Linked DNA regions of Homo sapiens: region 1 is linked to region 2. Evidence: read pairs that join two places in POLR2A ChIA-PET (ENCODE). Cell type or tissue: endothelial cell of umbilical vein. All regions are shown on one strand. Each heading gives the region's core, and the rest is flanking DNA. Links, peaks and the distances in the headings are about the cores only.

Region 1 (7,946 bases), core at 2,712-6,711, 100 kb before region 2:
CAGGGTCAGGGTCTGGGCTCCAGGGATGAGTGTGGCCACCTTAGATCTAAGTCTGGAAAATCCTTCTGTCTTGTGACCTTCTAGACGGGGGAGTAAGGAGAAGGAGGGGGGATGGCGGCTATACCTGGAGATGCAGCGCCTGGTGTTGGCAGAAGCTGGGCAGGTTCTTGGAGCCCAGGGGCTGGAGAAGCAGGTCCCCCTCTGGCCCGAGGCCCACCCGTGACTTCCTTTGTGTCTGCCTTTCAGCTGGAGCCACAGAGTGCAGAGCTCCTGGCCCAGGAGGAGCGGTTCGCAGCAGTCCTGAAGGAATACGAGCTCAAGTGCCGGGTACGTGCCTGCTCTGTCTGCCTTTTAGTCTCATGTCCAGGCTCTGGGTCTCCACACGCAGGTGGTCCACAGTAACGCAGGAGTGTCTGCTCCAGGGAGAGCCTCTGCTTGCGGCCATGCTTGACCATGGCCTTGCCACACTCCTAGACTTAGGGTTCCCTGGCTCTCGTTGCCACCTATCCTGAAGGCCGCCTCTGTGTGTCCAGGGACCATGCAGGGCATTGTTGTCTTCTGTTGTTCATGTTTAGCTTTCCTGGGCCAAACCTGCCATGCGTGTCCGTCTGTCAGTTGGAGACATAGGAGTGCAGGGCGCAGTGGACGCAGTGAATGAAACTTAAACCCAGGAGGACCCCCGTACACGCTTAATGTTCTCAAGGACCCCAAAGAGCTTTTGTTGATGTAGGTTATATGGATTAAATTTAATATTTACCATGGTAAAAATTAAAGTGGAAATTTTTTAAATTTATTAATTTATTTAAGAATAATAATGTAATAACAGGTTAACATAAATAGCCTATTTTGGGGAACATAGCTGTTTTCCAAAAGAAATAAAAACTAGCCAGGAATGTGCCGTGGTGTTGCATTCTCGCCAGCCTCCTCACTGGCTGGCCAAACAGAGGACGGGATGCTCAAACCTGCTGCTGCGTCAGTCCATCATGATATCACATGACACAGAGCATCTGGAACTGCCACGTGCCCCGAAAGAGAATGAGTGAAGGAGGCCGGGTGCGGTGGCTCACACCTGTAATCCCAGCACTTTGGGAGGCCGAGGCGGGTGGATCATGCGGTCAGGAGTTCAAGACCAGCCTGGCCAAGATGGTGAAACCCCATCTCTACTAAAAATACAAAAATCAGCTGGGTGTGGTGCTGCACGCCTGTAGTCCCAGCTACTCAGGAAGCTGAGGCAGGAGAATCACTTGAACCCAAGCGGCGGAGGTTGCAGTGAGCCGAGATCGCACCACTGTACTCCAGCCTGGGCCACAGAGCGAGACTCCATCCCTCCCCAAAAAAAGAGAATGAGCGCAAGGAAGTCACTTCACACCTCGGCGTGCCACACATTCACCTGCCCCGCTGGGCCACATGTGGGCTGCTGGGAGGCCTGGATGCCCACCCTCACAGCCTGTGTTTCTGGTGCTGTATGACACAGAGTGATTGATTGTTCAGGTTCAGAGCCTGCGGTTGGACCACCACCCTCCTTGGCACATTTTAAATGCAAGCTGCCAGGTTCTGGGGCATTGCAAAGCCTCCATTTCTTCCCCTCCCTGCTCACCTGAGCACGCAGAGACCGTGGAATGTTTTAAAGCTCGGGTGTTTCTCTAGATCTGCAAGAGTGGTTCTGTGAGGAAAGCCTGGTTCCAGTGCCTTGAAGGCCGCCTTGCAGACGAGCTGATGGCTGGCCCAGCCAGCTCCCCATGGTCTCACCCCACCCTGCTCTGGCCCGCAGAAGAAATTCTGTGCGGAAGAAAATTCTGTGTAGAAGAAAACAAACTAGAGTTGAGTTGGGTCGATTATTAACAATACAGAAAAGTTACTTTATCTCTAAGGTCGTTCACCACATGGTTCTTTCATAGGCAGCTCCTGGTTAGGTTTTAATTTACCAAAAGTTAATTTATGTAAAACTTGTACAGAAACATTTTTTTCACCATCAAAAACCCCAGTCCTTGACCCACCTGCCCCTCTTACATCCTGGCATACAGAGGGTTAGGTCCAAACAAGTTGTAACAATAGACACTGAACCCAGCCAAGCTGTCAGCATCAGGAACGGCTGGGCATGTTATGACTGTTATTCTAACAGAACCCTGTATAGGCTTGAAAATAACATGGAAGTGGATGATTTTAGGCATGGAATTCTTTCCAGGCAGCATTGCCAGGTGAACAGATAAGTCATATGCATCCACAAATAACAGCCATTTAAGACCCTGTATAATCCCCCCACCCAGCAAAAATGAGAAAAAAACCTAAAGATATCAGTAGAGCTTGCTTACTGTTCACTCATTCATTTCTCCTGCAAGTTAGCTTTAATAATAATTTTAATAAAAATTTTCAAGTTGGGCAACCATAGTTTATAGCTATATGAACGGGTGATGATCTGAAACTGACTTAATTTTACCCGGTGGATAATCTTTAGTTACCTTGGGTGGTGATGCCACAGCACAACTGGTTTTAGTTACAGCTCATTCTTTCCGTGTGTGAATCTTAAGGCCACATCACCCTGTGCTGAAAATCTGTGATTGTTTCTGGGGATACTGTGATGGTCATTGTTAAGTGAGCAATCGATGTGAAGTAATTTCACAGGATTTGAAATTTGAGCAGGTATTATAGGGAAAATATGTGTCTGTTAAGCTGGTAATTCATGGGCTGCCCTATAGCCAGAGAACCAGATAAAGCATTGTTGTTCGATTTTAAGGGTCTATTCTCGATTCACTCTGAATGATTTCCCTCCCATGTAAAGTGACCCTGACTTTGTCCCTGCCGCACGTTGCTTTGCAACCCCAGAGGATCGAGGTGAGCCCAAGCTTGTGTTCTCAGTGGCTGTGATTACCCCTTCCTGTCTGTGGTTTGCCTCCATCTGGGCACCCTGCCGTTGTTCCCTGCACGTCTCATTCTCCTTTTGAAATCCTATGTGTGATGAGCGGTGTCGCCTTCCTTCTGCCTCGACTGGTGTGTGTGGGGTGGGTGGGGCCTGCCATGCGGATGGGGTCCAGATGGTGTGCTGCTAGGACTGCAGCTGCATGTGGGCTGCTGGCTTCCTCCTCTGGTAGCTGCTGGAGCAGACTCAGAACCTAGAGATAACCTTCCATTAATAGATTCCTTTAGTGCCCTGGATTTTTCAAATTTAAAACCCTTCTTTCTTTAACATGATTCTGTTACTTAAAGACATGCTATTCTTTTCATCTGGGGTTCTTTCAATTTTATTTTTTGAAACAGCAGAGATATTTTATATTTAAATGCTAACCTATTTATTCAGATATTTCCCCTTTCCTTTTTTTGGATTTTTTTGTCTGTTTCAAGCTAACATTTAGAATATTTAAAAACTTTTTATATGAAAACAATTTCAAACTTTCATAGTTACAAACAAAACTAGTGCACAGAGCACGTGTCTGTGTACCCTTTACCCACATGCAACTGTTCACATTTCACCCTGTTGCCTCTGCCTTAGCATACCTGCTCACTGGCTGTGTTGGTGTGGATGTGAACGTGTAGACATTGTTATTTCTGAACCACAGCCTCAATCCAAAGGAAACATCAGCAAACCACAACATGAGACCATTTCTATGAAAAATGGGCAGGAACAACAGTGTTCTTCAAAATTATCAATGTCATAAAAGACAAAGAAAGACTGTGGGAATGTTTCAGAGTCAAGGATGTTAAAGGAACAGGACAACTGAAGGCAGCACCTGGCCCTGGACAGAACACTGTAGAATCCACTGAGAAAAGGAGAAAATTCTGTGATCTTCATGACATCCAAGTTTTATTTACTATACCTTCTAAAGCCTAGTTCATAATAGATTTTTACAATAATAACATTTGATTTAATAAAAATTAAGACCCACTGATCAAAAGACACAAATGGGAGTAAATGTTTGTGATTATGTATTTATCTGATAAAAGACTTGGATCCAGAATATATAAAAACTCTCTCCAAATATGAATACATAACCTAATAAGAAAAAGGTGTATAAGTACCCATAAAGATGCTAAACAACATGATTTAGCATCCGAGGGTCATATATGCACATCCTGACCCTTCACGGCCCAGTGCTTGTGTGCACTTCCTAAGAAACACTTCCTCCCGTTCTGCTGGCAGTGCTGTGCAGCTTCCTGCTCCTGCAGGTGATCATGCAGAGTTCAAGGATTTGCAGATTGCTTATTAAGCCTTTGATAGGCTTCAAATTGATACAGGCTTTAAACCACAGAAATTTGTAAAAGCCACAAGCGAGGGCTTTTATTTCCTGGAGAGTAAGTTTCCCAGCACCTGACTGAATGAGAATATTTTCTCATGACTGAGGCATGCTTGATGAACTGCCATCGAAGCAACATGTTACCTGCTGGCCGAGTTCTGCTTCCCTCAGTGCATCTACCCAGGGCCAGATTGTTTCTTTAATATCCTTTATTCTGACTCATTTCCTTTCTTTGTCTTTATGACATTGATATTTTTGAGGAATGTTGTCCTCCTCGCTTTTTCATAGCAACGTTCCCGTTTTGTGTGTTTCTGATGTTTCCTGTTCACAGCACTGAGGCTGTGCATCCTCAGCTGGCACAGCACATGGGTGATGTTGTGCCCCGCTCGCTGGTGTTGCTTCTGATCTCCCAACCGAGGTGTCGCCTGGTTTCTCTGCTCGGTAATCACCATTTTTTCTCCCCTGCAACTATTAATATTACACAGTCAGTGGAAAGACACTTTAAGACCATGCAAATATACTGCCTTCATCAGAATCTTCCCTGGATTTAGCATCACTGGTGATTCTTGCCTGATTCAGTCTTTACTATGATGGTTGCAAAATGATTTTCCTGCTTAGCAGCCCCTCCACATCTGTCCATGCCATTGGCATTCTACTCAAGCTAGAGAAATCCTGTCCGTCCAGATCTAGCCATACATGTACCAATCACTGGTATGGACTCATGAATTCCCATTTCCTCCCTATGGTTTTTAATTATTTTCGTGCCCAAATTGTGCAAGATTTGGCAAGTGAGAGTCCTCGGCTGCTTGCTGTGCCGCGGCATGCCCCGCAGTGTTGGCTGCTGCCTTGTTTTGTCAAATGTTTCCACACTTGCTGGCATAATGAGATGCCCCAGCACCTGCCCACAATCTGCCATTTCTCCAAGGAGTCTTGGTTCCTTTCCTGAGGGAATGGTTTTAGAGACAGGATCTGGGTGCCTGGCATGCTGCTCGCTCCTAGGGGTCGCTGTGTCTTGACTGAGGGCATCTTTCTGGTCGGTCTCCAGATTCCAGAAGGATCACCCTGAGCCCTCCCCACTGTATGTCACCTGATCTCTGCAAACTCACTTTTGGGGTTTCTTTGTATTTTGTAACAAGGATATTGGTGTTTTTAAAAACTTTTTTTCTTTCAACTTTTATTTTAGATTTGGGGGTACCTGTGCAGGTTTGTTACCTGGGTATATTGCATGATGTGCCGTGTGGGCTGGGGCCTCCCTTCTCCATCTGGGCCTCTCCACGTGGCCTCTGCAGGGCTACTTTGGGCTTCATCACAGCATGGTGGCGGCAGCTGCCCCAGAGCAAATGTCCCAGCAGAAGTGGGTGGATGTCGTGTTCCTGGAAGTCCCGTGGCATCACTTCTGCTGTCTCCTAGGTCGAAGCAGTCACAAGTCCCACTCAGGCTGCAGGGCTGGGGACCGAGGCCCCAGCCACGTGTGAATGGGGAAGCATGCACAGCCTGGTTTATGTCTGCTTCCTGAAGGTCTGCAGGACCCTGGGAGGTGTCTAAGAAAGTGGGCTAGAAACTCTGCCCTTCCTGTCCCTTTAAAGAGCAAGTGACTGAGCATACTGGTTAGGACGTAGTTCATTAAAGTGGGAGCACAATTAAGCTGGCCACAAATGCAGATGCCTCCCCTGAAGCTTCCACCCACCCTGCCATGGTGTCCTAGCCTTCCCGCCGCCCACGCGGCCTCCACCTGCTCCAGTGTCTCCTTACCAACATCATCCTTTCTTTCTGACATGTTCTCTGCTTTGCAGCATATGATCTGAAGCAAATGGTTTCCTCTTTGGTAGTTAAAGCTGCAGAACCCTTTGCAAATTCAGTGGCCGCTGAGGAAGGAATCCTATCCTTACCCAGGGCACTGCCTGACATGCACATTGCAGCACCACTGCAGTTCCAACAAAGACTGTAGTTTCTGGTGGTGACAGTATTCTGCATTTTCTTTTCTTTTCTTTTCTTTTTTTTTTTTTGTTGAGACAGAGTCTTGTTCTGTCACCAGGCTGGAGTGGAGTGGCACAATCTCGGCTCACTGCAACCTCTGCCTCCTGGGTTCAAGCGATTCTCCTGCCTCAGCCTCCTGAGTAGCTGGGATTACAGGTGCCCACCACCACGCCTGGCTAGTTTTTGTATTTTTAGTAGAGACCGGGGTTTCGCCATGTTGGCCAGGATGGTCTCGATCTCTTGACCTCGTGATCTGCCCACCTCAGCCTCCCAAAGTGCTGGGATTACAGGCATGAGCCACCACACCTGGCCTCTTTTCTTTATTTATTTTTTTCTTGAGATGGAGTTTGCTCTTTTTGCTCAGGCTGGAGTGCAATGAATGGCATGATCTTGGCTCACTGCAATCTCTGCCTCCTGGGTTCAAGCGACTCTCCTGCCTCAGCCTCCCAAGTAGCTGAGATTACAGGCGCATGCCACCATGCCCGGCTAATTTTTGTATTTTTAGTAGAGATGGAGTTTCACCATGTTGACCAGGCTGGTCTCAAACTCCTGACCTCAGGTGATCTGCTCATCTGGGCCTCCCAGAATGTTGGGATTACAGGCGTGAGCCACCATGCCCGGCCATACTCTGCATTTTCTACATTTCTCCCCAGGAGCTGCCTCACTTTTTTCTTTGAGCCCCTCCCATATAACAGTGATAGAAAGTGATGTAAGGGCCAGGCATGGTGGCTCACGCCTGTAACCCCAGCACTTTGGGAGGCTGAGATGGGTATATCACTTGAGGCCAGGAGTTCGAGACCAGCCTGGCCAACATGGTGAAACCCCATCTCTACTAAAAATAGAAAAATAAATAAATTAATTAACCAGGCGTAGTGGCGCACACCTGTAATCCCAGCTACTTGGGAGGCAGAGGCAGGAGAATCACTTGAACCTGGGAGAAGGAGGCTGAAGTGAGCTGAGATTGCACCAGTGCACTCCAGCCTGGGCAAGAGAGCAAGATTCTGTCTCTAAATAAATAAAATACAGTAAAAATAAAAGTTTTTAAAAGTGAGAAAGTCAAGAAAGGACCTTTGTTTTGGCTTATCTCACCATGATGTTAGCGACTTAAAATCCAGATGGTTTCCTGCTGGAAGCTGGGAAGCAACAGGCCCTCACCTCACAGTGCACCTCACCTGCAAGGGACCCCCCTGGAGGCCAGCTCGGCCAGCTCGCTGGGCTGAATGGCTGCAGCTGCTAGAGGAGGTGGCTGGCTCTGTCCCCACAGGACCTGCAGGACCGCAACGATGAGCTGCAAGCTGAGCTGGAAGGCCTGTGGGCGCGGCTGCCCAAGAACCGGCACAGCCCCTCATGGAGCCCGGATGGGCGCAGACGGCAGCTCCCTGGACTCGGCCCAGCAGGTAGGAGCCCGTCCCTGGGAGGGGGCTGACCCAAGGCCTGCTGTTGACAACAAGGCCCAGAGCCAGGAAAAGAGAGTGGAGATGATGAAGATGATGATGTTGCTGTGACCTGAAGGGAGGTGGTCTGCTCTGCAGGGACTTTCCAAGGAGGATCCAGGGATGCCACAGGGTGACCTTGCAACACGGAAGGTCACCTGCAGAGGGAGGAGGAAGGGACGCTGAAGGTGGGCAGCCCCAGGGCTGGCCCAGGCTGTTCCCACATCTCAGAGCTGTTTCAGTGACACGGTACTTGCTGAGACTGAGAAGAGCTAAATCCCGGAGAATGCATTGGGGCCTCCCAGTA
Region 2 (7,946 bases), core at 252-4,251:
TCTGACCTCTTTTTCTTTTCTGATTGCATTGTATTTCTAGAACAAAGTTAAATAATAGGGATGACACTGAGTAACTTGTTTCATTCCTGACTTTAATGAGAATGCTGTTAGTGTTTTTGCCATTTAAGTGCCATGCTGGGGTGTGTTGCTAATGTTGTGGGGAGCTTTTTGTTTTTGTTCCTGCTCCCTCACTGATGTTTTTAAAATAAAAAATGGTGATTGAGTTTTCTCAAATGCCAGTGTACATCTGTGGAATGATCATAGAGATTTTCTTCTTTTATCTGTTAACATAATGAGTTATAGTAATGGATTTATATTATTGAATCATCATTGTATTCCTGGGATAAACTCTCTTATTGTATAGCCAGATTCTATTTATTCATTTATTTTTTATTTTTATTTTTTGAGGCGGGGTTTCACTCTGTTGCCCAGGCTGGAGTGCAGTGGCACGATCTCGGGTCACTGCAACTTCTGCCTCCCAGGTTCAAGCAATTCTCTGGCCTCAGCCTCCCGGGTAGCTGGGATTACAGGCACCTGCCACCATGCCCGGCTAATTTTTGTATTTTTAATGGAGACGGGATTTTGCCATGTTGACCAGGCTGGACTCGACCTACTGACCTCAGATAATCTGCCTGCCTCAGCCTCCCAAAATGCTGGGATTATAAGGCGTGAGCCACCGCACCTGGCCTATTTATTAATATTTTATTTTGAAATTTTACATCATGAGGCCGGGCTCGGTGGCTCACGCCTGTAATCCCAGCACTTTGGGAGGCCGAGGCAGGCTGATCACGAGGTCAGGAGATCGAGACCATCCTGGCTGACGGGTGAAACCCCGTCTCTACTAAAAAATACAAAAAAAATTAGCCAGGCGTGGTGGCGGGCGCCTGTAGTCCCAGCTACTCAGGAGGCTGAGGTAGGAGAATGGCATGAATCCGGGAGGTGGAGCTTGCAGCGAGCCCAGATTGCACCACTGCACTCCAGCCTGGGCGACAGAGCAAGACTCCATCTCAAAAAAAAAAAAAGAAAGAAAAAGAAATTTTACATCATTTGTGAGAATAGTCTGTAATTTTCTCTTATGCAACCTTTATCAAGTTGTTTTAGTGTTTTCTATAGCTTTGTAAAAAGTTTCTTACATAACATTTTATTCTAAACTTTTATTTTTATTATTATTATTATTATTTTTTTGAGACGGAGTCTCGCTGCATCACCCAGGCTGGAGTGCAGTGGCGCGATCTTGGCTCACTGCAAGCTTTGCCTCCCGGGTTCACGCCATTCTCCTGCCTCAGCCTCCCAAGTAGCTGGGACTACAGGTGCCCACCAACACACCTGGCTAATTTTTTGTATTTTTTTTAGTAGAGACGGGGTTTCACCGTGTTAGCCAGGATGGTCTCAATCTCCTGACCTCGTGATCCGCCTGCCTTGGACTCCGAAAGTGCTGGGATTACAGGTGTCAGCCACCGCACCCGGCCATTTTATTCTAAACTTTTAGCCAGCTTAAGAATTTTTTAAATTATTTGTTTAAAATTTGGTAGAAATTCTCTTGTAAAACTGTCTAAGCCTGGTGCCTTTCTATTTATTTATTTATTTATTTATTTAAATTTTTTGGTACAGGCAGGTCTTGCCACGTTGCCTAGGCTGGTCTTGAACTTCTCTCTCAAGCAGTCCTTCCACCTCTGTCCCCCAAAGTATTGGGATTATAGGCATGAGCCACCACCCTAGCCAGTGCTGTTTCAGAATATAGCACTTCGGTAACTACTACAGTGTCTTCTACGTCTGTTTAGAATTTGCTATGTCCTGGTTTCAGTTTTGGTGGTTTATGTATTCTTATAAAATTACCAATTTAATTCACCTTTTCTCCTCTGTAGCTATGGCCATTTCCCTAGTTTTCTTCCCTGTTTTTTGTAATTAGGGTTTTTCCTCCGTTTTCCTCTTTTTTTTTTTTTTTTTTTTTTTTGAGTCTCACTCTTGTTGTCCAGGTTGGAGTGCAATGGCATGATCTTGGCTCATTGCAACCTCCGCCTCCCAGTTTCAAGCGATTTTCCTGCCTCCGCCTCCCGAGTAGCTGGGATTACAGGTATGTGCCACCACACCCAGCTAATTTTGTATTTTTAGTAGAGACAGGGTTTCTCCATGTTGGTCAGGCTGGTCTCAAACTCCCAACCTCAGATGTTCCACCCGCCTTGGCCTCCCAAAGTGTTGGGATTACAGGCGTGAGCCACCGCGCCTGGCCTGCTTTTTCCTCCTGATTTAGGCTAGTCAGTAATATATCTAATATCCATACATACACTGAAGTGGGGAAATATATATACACACACACATACACACACACACATGTTTTGTGCTCCATCAAAGAAAATATCTCTTTTTAGTTCTGGGGGATGCTGAGAAGTGGAGAGAACAGGTTCTTTCTGAAGGGGACAGCAGCTACCACACCCTGTCCTGTTGCTGCCTGGCAGGAATGTGGTCCCAGAGTGGCCAGATTGTCCAGTCTTTCTGGAAAAGACTAGCTGGTGTTTTTTTTAGTTTGTTTTGTTTTGTGTTTGAGATCGGGTTTGGCTCTACACCCGGACTGGAGTGCTGCAGTGCAGTCATGGCTCACTGCAGCCTCTGCCTCTCAGGGTCAAATGGTCTTCGCACCTCAGCCTTACAAGTAGCTGGGACTACAGGCACCCACCACCATGCCTAGCTAATTTTTGTATTTTTTGTAGAGACAGAGTTTTGCCATGTTGCCCAGGCTGGACTTGAACTCCTGAGCTCAAGTGATCCACCCGCCTAAGCCTCCCAAAGTGCTGGGATTACAGGCATGAGCCAGTGCACCCGGCCTTTTGTTTGTTTATATAGTTTTTTTTTTGTCTTAGTGTGTGTGCTTGTGTGTGTGTGTGTAGTATTGCCAACTTTTTTAACATTGGTAAGTAACTCAGATGAGAACAATTTTGGAGGTTAAAAAAAAAACCCCAAACCAGTTTTTTTTGTTTTTAAATTCTGGGCCAAAAGATAATTTTTAAAGGTAAATATTTATCTCATTCATAGGTCAACTCTGTACTCCTTGAGACGAGGAACTAGATCAGTTTTGCTTTGCATGGTATCTGGTGTGAGGAGGTACTGGGCAAATGAGTGATTTTTTTTTTTCTTTTTTTTTTTTTTGAGACAGAGTCTCACTCTGTCACCCAGGCTGGAGTGCAGTGGCGTGATCTCGGCTCACTGCAACCTCTGCCTCCCAGATTCAAGCGATTCTCCTGCCTCAGCCTCCTGAGTAGCTGGGACTATGGGCGCCCGCCACCATGCCCGGCTAATTTTTTTTCTTTTTTTTCTTTTTTTTTTTTTTTTTTTTGAGAAAGAGTCTCCCTCTGTTGCCCAGGCTGGAGGGCAGTGGCGTGATCTCGGCTCACTGCAACCTCCGTGTGCCAGGTTCAAGTGATTCTCCCGCCTCAACCTCCCGAGTAGCTGGGATTACAGGTGCACGCCACCATACCTGGCTAATTTTTTGTATTTTTAGTAGGGACGAGGTTTCACCATGTTGGTCAGGCTGATCTTGAACTCCTGACCTCATGATCCGCCCACCTTGGCCTCCCAAAGTACTGGGATTACAGGGGTGAGCCACTGTGCCCGGCCTTAATTTTTATATTTTTAGTAGAGACGGGGTTTCACCATATTGGCCAGGCTGGTCTTGAACTCCTGACCTTGTGATCCGCCTGCCTCGGCTTCCCAAAGTGCTGGGATTACAGGCGTGAGCCACCGCGCCCAGCCCAAATGAGGGATTTTGTGGGCCTTTCATTAGCCCTGGAATTGTTGGGAATGTGCATTGAAGGCATGACTGGTCTAATTTGGACCCTGAGAAGGCAGTCATGAGATGTACACGGTCTGTGTGTTACCTAGTCTTTATCCTCCAACTCCCAACCGACAGGCCAGATCTGCTGGATTGACAGAGATCAGTGGGCTGCATGGGAGGTTTCATAGCCAGATCACCCTCATACGTAAATGCCAAAGAACATAGTCATCACACCTATTTCTTCCTTTACCCAAAGAAGATACTTTATCCAAGGTTGCTAATGGCTTCCCCCTAACCCAGAAGAGTGGGTGGCTGAGGTTAACATCTGTCTTCTTCAGTGTCAGCCTTCCCGAGGTTCAGTATCAACCTCACCCTCTAAGTGTCCCTGTATGGTATCTCTTCATCTTTTCTTTACAGATTAGGAAGATGGGAGCGAGTTCTGAGCTAGCTTTTGTGGTTAAAGTCTGCTTCATCCATCTCCTTTTTCCTTTTGCTCCACCCTCAGTACAGTCTGGGCCAGGACTGTGACAAGGCATGGGGCTGGCTTTGTTTATGGCGCCATAGCTGGCCCCCCCCCTCAACTGGTACTGGTTTTCCTCTTCCTAACTCAGTGTACCTTATCAATGCTGCACTCCAGCCAGGGACTGGCCACACTGGGACTTGGTGCTTTGCCACTGCCTTCTGCTTTATTAGGACTCTGCATCCTGTATCTCTGCTTGGTTCCTAGTTCCTTTCAGCCACAGTGACCCTTCCCAAGGGAGTGTCCGCCTTCTATGGTGACTTTGGCAGACAGGCCTGAACTGTGAGGGGTATCTTTGGGCAGGCTGAAAGCACCTGAGGCACTTTCATGGAGGAAGCCTTGGAGAGAGGCATGGAAGATGGGTCATCTTGTCAGGTTTGTGCTAACAGCGATGGAGACAGGACCTCATTTCAGACTCCCGCTGCTGCAACTTCTCCTCCTCTTCGTTCCCCTCCTTTCTCTCCTCTTCCATTAGAACACTTGTCCTTCCAGAGTGAAATCTGCAGGGAAAATGTTTATTGAAATATAACCTCAAAAGCTGACAGATGAAGTCAATGCTCTTCACCCAGAGATGACGCCACAGGACTTTGGTCTCAGTGTGCTTGTGCTTTGGCAGGGGCCCTTTCAGCATGAGAGTGGGTAAGCCATCTATCTCGTGCCACACCGAGAGCCAGCGTCTAGAGTGTCAGTCAGTGAACAGGGGCCAAGAGCCAGGATGCCGGAACCAAACTGTCCCATTACCAGCAAGACTTCTCATTTAGGCCTCAGCCCCTTTGTATTGTGATTTACTGCTTCAGAGGATAGCCTTCATAGAGACCCAGGTCTCAGGTGAGTTTTCAGATTCTCTGGCTTGGGTGAGTTGTGTAACACTCTGAGTTTGTTTCTTCATCTGTGATGTAGGGATAAGAGTGTCTTCCCTGTAGGATTGTGGTGAGGCCCAGGTGTGTGGAATGTTCCTGGCACATGGTGAGTGCTTGGTCAGTGACATCTTCTAGATGACTAGCCCCATGATGATTATAATATTAAGAGCTCAGGGTACTGGCCAGTGTGGTGGCTCATGCCTGTAATCCCAGCACTTTGGGAGGCCGAGGCAGGCAGATCACTTGAGTTCAGGAGTTCAGGACCAGCCTGGCCAACGTGGTGAAACACCATCTCTACTAAAAAGACAAAAATTAGCCAGGTGAGGTTGTGAGCACCTGTAATCCCAGGTGAGGGATTATCTCCTGTAATCCTGGGAGGCTGAGGCAGGAGAATCGCTTGAACCCAGGAGGTGGAGGCTGCAGTGAGCCGAGATTGCACCACTGCACTCCAGCTTGGGTGACAGAGCGAGACTTTGTCTCAAAAACAAAACAAGGAAAAAAAAAAAAAAAGAGGGTACTGAGAAAGATCTGTTAGCTCATGTCTAGAAGGATTTTCTTCTACCCTTTTCTGCCCCAAACAATTAAGAGTCTGGCTTCTCAGCCAGTCGTGCATATAGGGTCCATCCTGATCAGTTAATGTGTCTGTTGGTATTAGAGCATTTGTAGCAATACTATTTGCTTATTTAACACTTTTTTCCAGCCACTCATTTAACAGTTTGAGTACCTGTTACGCCCAGTAACACCTGTGAATGCTGAGGCCGTTGCAGTTCTCCTGGCCTTTACATTCTGGTAGGGGAGGCAGATAAAACATGAAGAAACACATGATGTCATGTGCTTAGGGCACTAAGGAGGAAAATGGTGCCAGTGAGGGAATAGCCGCAGATGAGGCCCTGTGGCTGTGTGTGCACAGTCTGGGTGTACAGGGGATGTTTCTGACAAGGAGACATGTGAATGGATGCCACTGGCTGCTAGAGAAATGGCATGGTGTGTGTCATCATGTCACTCTGACTGTGTGACAAGCACAGACTGCGGTGGGCAAGCAGGGAGACCGGCTAGGGGCTGCCAGGGTCATCCAGGCAAGAGATGACAGGGGCTCAGGCCGGGACAGCAGCTGTGGAGATAAGAAGAGGCATGTGATTCTGGATTCACAAACTACTTTCTGAGCAACAGGAAGAATGGAGTTGCCAGATACTGAGATGGGGACAGATGTGGAAAGAGCAAGTGCTTTGGGGCAGGAGAAGTAATGTTTGGTTTTGGACATATTGAGGTGCCTGTTAAACATCCAGGTGGATAGGGGATAGAGTTCAAGGGGGAGGTTAGGGCCTGTACCTGACCATGGCTGTGACAGGTGGTACCTAGACCCTTGCAGCAGACTCTCCCAGCAGACAAGTCAGGACAGAGGAGTCAGGACCTGGGCAATGAGTTAGAAGGATTGCTGGGAAAAGGTGTCAAGGCAGCCACCTAAAGAAGGCCTGTTGCAGAAGAAAGCCTGATCTGCAATTGGATTTGGTGACACGAGATCAGTATTGACAGGAGTGGCTTACTGCAGTGGTGGGAGCAAAAGCCTAATGGTGAGGGCTCAAGGAAGAAGTGGAGAGAGGAAATGCAGGTAGCTTTTCCAGGGAGCTGTGCAGTAAAGGGGGAAAGACAGGGAGGGATGGCTGGAGGGGGTGAGTTTTCTTAGCAGTGATATTAGATATCAAAAAATAAATAAATAATAAAAGCATCACTATGCCATAGGACAACTTCAGGCAGCCCACTATATTGATAATTATGATATTATGATAGTTATGTGATATATTAGCCAAAATCGCGCCATTGCATTCCAGCCTGGGCAACAAGAGCGAAACTCCATCTCAAAAAAACAACAAAAGAAACCACTCAATGGTAATTGTATTCCATGTGTTCCAGAAGTTAAGTGGAGTTATGGAAAACCTGAAAATTACTGAAATGGAATTTCTAAAGATGAAAACCACAATGTGTGAGATAAAGGTTACACTGAAGGGAATTACACTGAAGGGCAGATTAAACACTGCTAAAGAAAGGGCTCAACTATTCAATGTGAAACCTGGGGAAAAGAGAACCAAACAAATTTTCAAAAGCATCGTTACAAGGCCAGGTGCGGTGGCACACACCTGTACTCCTGCCATGCCTGTAATCCCAGCATACCTGTAATCCTAGCACTTTGGGAGGATAAAGAAGGAGGATCACTTGAGCCCAGGAATCTGAGACCAGCCTGGGCAATGAAGGGAGACCTCATCTAGACCAAAAAAAAAAAGAATTAGCCAGGCATGGCGTGCATGATTGCTTGAGCCCGGGAGGTCAAGACTGTGTGAGCCATGATCAAGCCACTGCACTCTGGTCTGGGCAACAGAGTGACACCCTGTCTCAAAAAAATATATAAATAAATAAAAGCATCACTATGCTATAGGATAACTTCAAGCAGCCTATTATATTGATAATTATGATATCATAATTGTGCAATATTAGAGCAGTCTGGAGTGTGCATGGGAATAATCCAGGGGAGAGGAGAAGATGGACGGCATGGGACAGAGTAGGTGCAGTGATGTCTCTGGGCCTGTGAGAAGGGATGGGACCCAGTGTTCTGAGGCTGAGCAGAGGAGTTCCCCTCAGATAGGAAGGAAGGCCAAGGCTGTGGGGAAAGACATGGGTAAGTTGATCTATTTGTGGGTGAAGGAATCTGCCAGTTCTCTTCTGAGTGCTTGTGCTGTCCTTAGGAAATAAGCAGCAAGGCCATCTGCTAGGAGGGCAGAGGGAAAAGGAGGTACTGGGCCTC

The links. ChIA-PET counts read pairs that join two places held together with the same protein. Peaks named below come from ENCODE experiments on the same cell type or tissue, not always from the same donor. Only the 100,000 strongest peaks of a DNase experiment are listed, where the experiment ranks them.
Region 1: POLR2A ChIA-PET joins it to region 2 with 7 read pairs; 3 of 35 experiments call an interaction of 5 or more read pairs at or near these places.

Annotation. Positions count from the first base shown.
Region 1 is chr20:25,481,625-25,489,570 of GRCh38, reverse strand. It overlaps NINL (ninein like), which reads left to right. Exons shown (of 24, transcript NM_025176.6): 13 at 247-327; 14 at 7,471-7,603. Among named protein-coding and RNA genes, the nearest start is that of GINS1, 78 kb to the right of the region's middle. In endothelial cell of umbilical vein, for the core only: no CTCF peak of the experiment used is centred there; a DNase peak (open chromatin) is centred at 4,470; H3K27ac peaks cover 1,995 bases.
Region 2 is chr20:25,379,340-25,387,285 of GRCh38, reverse strand. The region is part of intron 1 of ABHD12 (abhydrolase domain containing 12, lysophospholipase); the gene reads left to right. Among named protein-coding and RNA genes, the nearest start is that of ABHD12, 7.5 kb to the left of the region's middle. In endothelial cell of umbilical vein, for the core only: no CTCF peak of the experiment used is centred there; no DNase peak of the experiment used is centred there.